Linked DNA regions of Homo sapiens: region 2 is linked to region 1. The links are chromatin loops, found by intact Hi-C in ENCODE. Cell type or tissue: endothelial cell of umbilical vein. All regions are shown on one strand.

Evidence for each region. A loop is a pair of places that touch in the nucleus more often than their neighbours do. Peaks named below come from ENCODE experiments on the same cell type or tissue, not always from the same donor. Only the 100,000 strongest peaks of a DNase experiment are listed, where the experiment ranks them.
Region 2: a loop joins it to region 1, with 3 times the contacts of the local background. A loop is called at or near these places in 1 of 110 quality-filtered maps.

The regions. Positions count from the first base shown.
Region 1 is chr3:196,526,769-196,530,768 of GRCh38, reverse strand. It overlaps the pseudogene NAA50P2. Among named protein-coding and RNA genes, the nearest start is that of SMCO1, 13 kb to the right of the region's middle. RefSeq lists a silencer at 1,712-2,011 and an enhancer at 2,782-2,851. In endothelial cell of umbilical vein, a CTCF peak has its summit at 1,830 (motif pointing left); a DNase peak (open chromatin) is centred at 1,838; H3K4me3 peaks cover 611 bases; H3K27ac peaks cover 667 bases.
Region 2 is chr3:195,892,566-195,896,565 of GRCh38, reverse strand. The region is part of intron 1 of TNK2 (tyrosine kinase non receptor 2); the gene reads left to right. Among named protein-coding and RNA genes, the nearest start is that of MIR6829, 12 kb to the right of the region's middle. RefSeq lists an enhancer at 102-321 and silencers at 462-741, 952-1,011. In endothelial cell of umbilical vein, a CTCF peak has its summit at 1,745 (motif pointing right); DNase peaks (open chromatin) are centred at 1,425, 1,775 and 3,635; H3K4me3 peaks cover 2,018 bases; H3K27ac peaks cover 2,088 bases.

The DNA of each region.
Region 1 (4,000 bases):
GGATAGAAATAGATGCTTGCATGTATGCAAACTTGATTAATGACAAAAGTCCACTGCAGAGCAGTGAGGAAACTCTTTATAATAAATGGGATTGAGTCAGTTGTATATCCATATGGAGAAGAAAAGAATCTTGACCTTCTTCACATTAATCCAAAGGTCTAAATTTTAGGCATATTACAGATATAAATGTAATAGGTAAAGTGGTGAAGCTTCTAAAAGGAAAAAAATATTTTCATGACCTTGGGGTAGGAAAAATTTCATATATAAGACATCAAAATGAAAACATGATAAATTGGACTACTTGAAAATTAAGAACATTAGTTCATGAAAACACACCATCAAGATGATGAAAAGAAAGCCACGGAGTGGACCGGGTGCGGTGGCTCAAGCCTGTAATCCCAGCACTTTGGGAGGCCGAGGCAGGCGAATCATGAGGTCAAGAGATCGAGACCATCCTGCCCAACATGGTGAAACCCCGTCTCTACTAGAAATACAAAAATTAGCTGGGCTTGGTGGCATGTGCCTGTAGTCCCAGCTATTCAGGAGGCTAAGGCAGGAGAATCACTTGAACCCGGGAGGCAGAGGTTGCAGTGAGCCGAGATCGTGCCATTGCACTCCAGCCTGGGCGACACAGAGAGACTACATCTCACAAAAAAAAAAAAAAAAAAAAAGATACAATGCACTTTGGGTATTCAGGGGAAAGGGTGGGAAGGGGGCGAGGGATAAAAGACCACACGTTGGGTACCGTGTACACTGCTCGAGTGATGGCTGCACCAAATCTCAGAAATCACCACTGAAGAACTTATGAAACCAAACACCACCTGTTCCCCAAAAACCTATTGAAATAAATAAAAAGTAAGTAAAATATAAAAATGGTAAATTTTGTTATGTATATTTTTGCACAATTTAAACAAACTTTTCTGGCTCACACCTGTAATCCCAGCACTTTGGGAGGCCAAGGCGGGAGGACCACTTGAGCCCAGGAGTTGGAGACCAGCCTGGGCAACGTAGCAAGACTATGTCTTAATTAATTAATTAATTAATTAATTTATGGAGACAGAGTCTCGCCCTGTCACCCAGGCTGGAGTGCAATGGCACGATCTTGGCTCACTACAACCTCTGCCTTCTGGGTTCAAGCGATTCTCCTGCCTCAGCCTCCCGAGTAGCTGGGATTACAGGTGCGCGCCACCACGCCCGGCTAATTTGTTGTATCTTTAGTAGAGATGGGGGTTTCACCATGTTGGCCAGGCTGGTTTCGAACTCCTGACCTCGTGATCCGCCAGCCTCAGCCTCCCAAAGTGCTGGGATTACAGGCGTGAGCCACCGTGCCCGGCCTCAGAAGCTCCACAGTGGGCCTCTTCTTATATTTCATGGGCCAGAATTCTGCCACCTGTCCGTTCCTAAACCAATGATAACGGCAATAATAATAAAATTGCTGTGATTGATTTATTCTAAGACTCACCCCCAACTCTCACACTGGGAAGGGGCTCAGCTTCCCCTGAAGCACGTGGCTGCCCAATACTCAAACAATATCTGGATTTTGCTAAGGAGAAAAAAGTAGTGGCGGGGATCAGGGAGGACCCAGCAAGGTTTTTCTCACTGGGGCAGGGACTGATTCCCTGAGGACGCCGAAGTTCTTCCGGAGACGCACCTGAGACGGACTGACTCCCACCCCGGAGTCCCTGCGGAGTTATAAATGTCCCTTAGATCTGTCCCCTCAGCTCTCCATTCCGGGGACCAGTGTTCTGAGCTCGGCCGCCATCGCCTCACGCTCAGCGACGGGCGTGGCCGGGAGCCGCCTGCGGATGGAGGAAGCGGCCGCCAGCGCCCCCTGGAGGCTCGGGCCGGCTCCACTCCCGCGGCCCCCGCCACCGCCCAGCTCCCCGCGGAGGCGCCCAGGCCGGTCTGAGCCCGACAGGGCGGAACCACCGCGGCGGCGCTGCCCTGAGTGGAAATGCGGCCTCCGCAGCGGGAGAAGATGCTGGGAGCCGGATGGGGCCCGGAGGCGCGACACCGCAGTTCTCCGTACTTGAAGACACCCATCCAGGCCACCTTTTCAGTCGGCTGCAGGGACACGTCCTACAAGGGCGTGCTGGAGGCTGAGCTAGCAAAGCTGGGGCGAGGGCGGGACGGTGGATCATTCGCAGACACATCATCACACCAGGGTGTCCGGCACCTTACCCAAGGCCAGGAATAGCAACTCAGATGTTAAATCGTGTCAAACATCTGTGGAGAAGATGGCACCTTTTTCTTCTCCTTCTTTCTCTCTCTCTCTCTCTTTCTTTTTTTTTTTTTTTTTTTTTTTTTTTTTTTTTTTTTTTTTGAGATGGAGTCTCGCTCTGTCACCCAGGCTGGAGTACAGTGGCGCGATCTCGGCTCACTGCAACGTCCACCTCCCGGGTTCAAGTGATTCTCCTGCCTCAGCCTCCCGAGTAGCTGAGATTAGAGGCATGTGCTACCACGCCCGGCTAATTTTTGTATTTTTAGTAGAGACGGGGTTTCACCATGCTGGCCTGGCAGGTCTTGAACTCCCGACCTCAGGACATCCGCCCGCCTTGGCCTCCCAAAGTGCTGGGGTTACAGATGGGAGCCACCGCGCCTGGCTAATTTTTGTGTTTTTAGTAGAGACGGGGTTTCACCATATTGGCCAGGCTAGTTTCGAACTCCTGTACTCTAGGGATCTGCCTACTTCAGCCTCCCAAAGTGCTGGGATTACAGGCATAAGCCACTGCCCAGCCAAGATGGCACTTTTGACAACATCTGTTTGTCCAGATCAGCAATGAGTCAGCAATTGACTTCTACAGAAGTTTGGCTTTGAGATGACTGAGACAAAGACAGATAAAGGATAAGAGGATGGAGCCTGCAGATGCTCAGGAGTTGCAGAAAAACCTCAAAGTCCCTTCCGATCAGAATGGAGATATGCAAAACACAACTGAACAAGTCACAAAATGAACCTTCTTGCACTTGCTTGTTGACAAAAAAAGACAAGCCCATTGATTTTCACCCCCTCTTTCTTGTAAAGCTTTCCTGCACTGCCATGTTTTTGTTTTTCCTTCTTTCTTTTCTTTTCAAAGTTTTAATACTTTCAAGGACTTTAAAAATGATCATGTTTGGGCCAGGCGCAGTGACTCACTCCTGTAATCCCAGCACTTTGGGAGGCCAAGGTGGGTGGATCACTTGAGGTCAGGAGTTCCAGACGAGCCTGGCCAACATGGTGAAACCCCATCTGTACTAAAAATACAAAAATTAGCCAGGCGTGGTGGCGTGTGCCTGTAGTCCCAAGCTACTCAGGAGCCTGAGACAGGGGAATCGCTTGAACCTGGGAGGCAGAGGTTGCAGTGAGCCGAGATCGTGCCACTGCACTCCAGCCTGGGCCACAGAGCAAGACTCCATCTCAAAAAAAAAAAAAAAAAAAAAAAAAAAAAAAAGATCATGTTTGGATTGTTTCAGTTCTCTTATTTTTGTGAGGTGGTTTGACTGAAGGCAGGAGAAGGTAGATCTGTTTAATTTCACAGTTAAGATAAATGGTTCTAAAAATTTAGGTGTCAAATAATTTCACATTTCTTAGCTTGGAGTTGGAGACCAGCCTGGGCAACATAGCAAGACTCTGTCTCTATTTTTTTTTTTTGGAGACGGAGTCTCACACTGTTGCCCAGGCTGGAATGCAATGGCGAGATCTCAGCTCACTGCAACCTCCGCCTTCTGGGTTCAAATGATTCTCCTGCTTCAGCCTCCTGAGTAGCTGGGACTACAGGCGCCTGCCACCACGTCCGGCTAATTTTGGTATTTTCTTAGTAGAGACAGGGTTTCACCATGTTGGCCAGATGGTCTTGATTTCTTGACTTCATGATCCGCCTGCCTCGGCCTCCCAAAGTGCTGGGATTACAGGCGTGAGCCACCGAGCCTGGCCCTCTTAGTTGTTTTTTCTTAGTCCTGCTTTCACATCGAAGGGCAGAGCCTACAAAATATTGTACATTTCAAAAGACAGAAAGAAGCAGCA
Region 2 (4,000 bases), 630 kb after region 1:
CGGCTTTGCAGCTACTCCCAAGACTAGTATGTGCCTTTAGCTGCAGTAAGATGCCGAGGAGCTTCTGTACAGCATAGAAGCAGGCGTTCGGGGGCCTCGCCGGCAGTCATCCACCTACCCTGGTGTGCTTGGGGTGTGGAAGGGGCTGTGTGAGGAGAGTGGGCCGTAGAGGGAGCCTCACCTAGTGACCTTCCAGGGTCTGGCTCAGCCTTGACGCTGCGTGGGGAGGAGAGGTCACAGCATCTGTCTCTCCTCTGCCCCAACCCAGGGAAGGTGCCCTGAGCTCAGCCCTAAATACCTGGTACTAAAGAGTCAGTGGCTGCTTCAGATGCCACCAGAATGAGAAGCGGTGCCTTGGGGCCCCGGGGGAGAGGAAGAGCCTCTGCCCTGGGACTTCCTGTGCCGGCGATGGCCTCGCGCCAGTGCTGGGCGCGGCACCCCCGCGTGGGCCTGTGTTGGGCGGCTTTTGAGCAGGAGTCCGGGCCCTCGTGTCACCGCTCTGAAGTCAAGGAGGTCAGTGCGTGCCCAGCGCACAGCGCGTGCGGCGTTGCGGGAGTGGCGCGCGGGGAACCGGCCGCGGGGGCCTCGGGGCGGGGGCGTGGCCTGCGCGGGAGGCGGGCGCTGGGAGGCGGCGCGGAGCCGGCTGAGCGCAGGGCCGAGCTGCGGGGCAGGTGGGCGCCCGGCGTTCTGGGAGCAGAGTGGCCGCCGGGGCAGGCTGGGGGCGGGGTGGGCTGCAGCCCCGGGATGCCTCGGAGGAGGGGGTCTCAGATGGAGTCGGACGGAGGCCCCTCTGCTGTGGGCTTCTCGGATGGCCCCTTACCGTGAATACGGGGGACTCGTGAATCCCCAAGGCCCCAGTTGGTGGCTCTGGGGCCCTGGAGGCGGGCTGAGGGCTGAGTGGAGCCCGGTTCCGCGGCCGGCGAAGGCAGAGCCCCGGCTCTCGGTGGGGGTCAGCCCGGGGCTGGCACAGCTGGCTCACTGGGAGAGGGTGGGAGCCGCGCCCCGGAGAGGAGGAACGGAGCTGGGACGGGCTGCAGGAGGGAATGGCCGCAGGCCGGCAGGAGGAGGGGCGCGACCACCCGGCCGCCGGCCGATGGCGGATGAGGCTATGGGGGCTGAGACGCAGTAGCGGCCCTGCACTTCTGGAGGATGCTCGAGGCCCGGCCCCCCAGGACGCAGGGCAGTGACGCTGCCGGTGCCGCTGCGGGGCGGGGGCTGCGGGCGCTGCTTCTCTCCCTGACCGCAGCCGCTGGGATTTGGGGCTCCATGGGGGAGAGATCTGCTTACCAGCGCCTGGCTGGGGGCGAGGAGGGACCGCAGGTAATGGGGAAGGCTAGGGGATAGCCAGATACCTGGGCCCCAGACCCCTTCGTCTGCTGTGAGCCGGGCTCAGCCCTGCCCCCTGCGGCGGCCTCAGGAGTGAGAGTGTCTGCTCCTGGGCCAGGGGACAGAGAGCGGTGTGTTTATGTGGGTGTGGCGGTGGTGACTTAGTGATGCTGGCATCTGCCTGTGTGTGCATGGATCCCCTGGGACCCCAAAAAGCTGCCCGTTGGGCTTTCTTCCATGCCCCAAGGGAGTCCAGGAAGTACTGCTAGGATTGGGGTTCAGTCTTTTAGGAGAACTGAGTCTGTATGTCCTGGGCATTCCCGTTTACTAGGCTTCTGAATATGAATATCAAGCCAGATGTCCTTGTTTGCTTTTGAAAATATGGTCACGGTGTTGATGGATGGGGTAGCTTCCCTTCCCCTTGGAGAGAACGCACTTCCTCTCCCGACCGGCAGAGGGCAGTAGCTGACAGGAGAAAGGGGGACTCGGTAGGAGCGTTGGGGCTTAAGGTCGGGCTGTTTTCCTGGGCGAGGAGAAAGGGGGCCGGGCCGGGCCGGGCGCGGTGGCTCACGCCTGTCATCTCAGCACTTTGGGAGGCCGAGGCGGGCAGATCACCTGAGACGAGGACGCTGAGGTCAGGAATTCGGGACCAGCCTGGCCAACATGGCGGAAAAAAAAAAAATAGCTGGGCACGGTGGCGGGGGCCTGTAATCCCAGCTACTCGGGAGGCTGAGGCAGGAGAATCACTTGAACCCGGGATCGCGCCACTGCACTCAAGCCTGGGCGATAGAGCAAGACTCTCAAAAAAAAAAAGGGGGTGGGGGTTCCAGGAGCCGGCCTGGCGCTGACCCACACATACTTTGCTTCTTCCCGCAGCTGGATTACTGGGCCAGTTACAGGTCTTGTTCTTACTGGACATCCAAGGTCAGGCATGGGGTTCTGGTGACTTTGAGACACATATTTCTGGGGACGCTAGAGTTTTTAATCTGGCCATTCTGATCCAGCAGACCCATTTTGAAATAGAGGGAATAACCCTGCTTAAATTGTTCCCCGGCCCCCGGTCCCTGGGTCTCCTTCCAGGTGTGCTTGGTGCCAGGGTAAGGCTGTAGGCTTCTCTGATGCAAGGGCACAGTCAGCCAAGGTTTGGGGAAAAGTCAGCTCCAGTGTAACGCAGGCCTGATCTTGTCCACCTGACCTCAGCCCCCACTCCATCCACACCTGCCATCTCCACAAGCTTTGTGGGCTGGATGGCAGGGGGATGAGGAAGAGGGACTGAAGTTGGGGGTGTCCTTCTCCCCACCTCCTGGAGTTAGACCAGGAAATGGCTGTCCCTTTTGGCATCATCAGGGAGGTCAAGTGCTGGGAGAGGCCCTGGGAAGGGAGCCTGGGATGCTGAGTCCCCAAAGCCCTGCTCCCCAGCTGCCCACCCCTCCAGCCAGCTGAGGCTCCCTGAGCTGGTGGCCAGCTGGACAGGGACAAGAGAGCAGTGTGCAAGAAACAGGGGCTCCCTAGGCATGGCTCAGCAGGGAGGGGGGTGCCTGGGGAGCTGGAGAGGGCTTCCTGCAGCTGTCAGGTGTGTCTGGGGGCCGTAGCGAGGGGGGTGTAAGAGCAGCTGGCACCCTTTGAGGAGGGCCAGAGAGATCATTTGTCAGTTCTAGAAACATGAGGGCCCCACGGGGGCTTGATGGAGTGTCTCTAGGCCCCTTAATCTGAGGCCGTGGTCTGTGTCAGGGGTTATACAGGAGACATCCTACAGCTTTGGGGTGGGGGCGTCCCAGCAGGAGTCTCAGGGCATATTTGTTTGTTTTGAGCGGGTTTGGGAACTTGGCCACCTGGTCTGAGTAGGAGGCACCCTGGGTGTTTGGGCAGCAGACAGGGCCACCCCAGGGGAGGGGGTGAGGATCCTCACCCCACCCTACCCTTGCTCTTGGCTGGACTGCCCCACTCTGGCAGGCTGCCGGCCGCCTATTTCCGTCGGGCACCAGGGTAACAGGGCCACATCAGGGTCTGAGCCAGGAGACACCCAGCCAAGGCTGGGACTCGGGGGTGGGGGAGGGTCTCTGAGGAGTCATCGCAGGGCCCAGCGGAGCCTCTGGGGTCCAAGCCTCCCACTCAGGCTGTGTGTTAGTCCCCACGTCCCCACACAGGTCCATGAGGGAGTCCACAGCCCTGCTTCATACGTGCTGTTTGAGTCACATAGCCGCCACCCTAAAGTCCCAGGAGTTGTCTGCAACTGTGAGGGCTGGGGTAGAAGCCAGAGACAGGAGCTTTGTGTATGGGGAGGCAGGGGGGCCAGCGCGGGTGGCTGGGAGGAAGAGTCCCCCCCATTCCTGCCGCCCTCTTGGCAGTGATTCAGAAAGGTCCTTTTTCAGCCAGTGTCAGAGCTGCTCAGCTGGGGAGGGAGGGAGAGAGGGAGAGAGAGAGGCAGGCAAGAGGGAGGGCGGCCGGGCGGGCAGTTGGGTGGGGAAGCCGGGGAGTAGGGCTGGACTGTGACCACTGCCCTGGAGAGAAGACAGAAACAGGACAGAGGATCCCGGCTGCAGCCAGCGTGAGGAAAGCTCTGCTCCCTGCCAGACCGGCCAGCTGTGGAAACCCAGCGGGGCTTGCAGCAGAGCGGAGGGGCCCACCCCGTTCTTCCTCATTTCCCACCCCTGGTGTGGGATTTGGGGGGCTC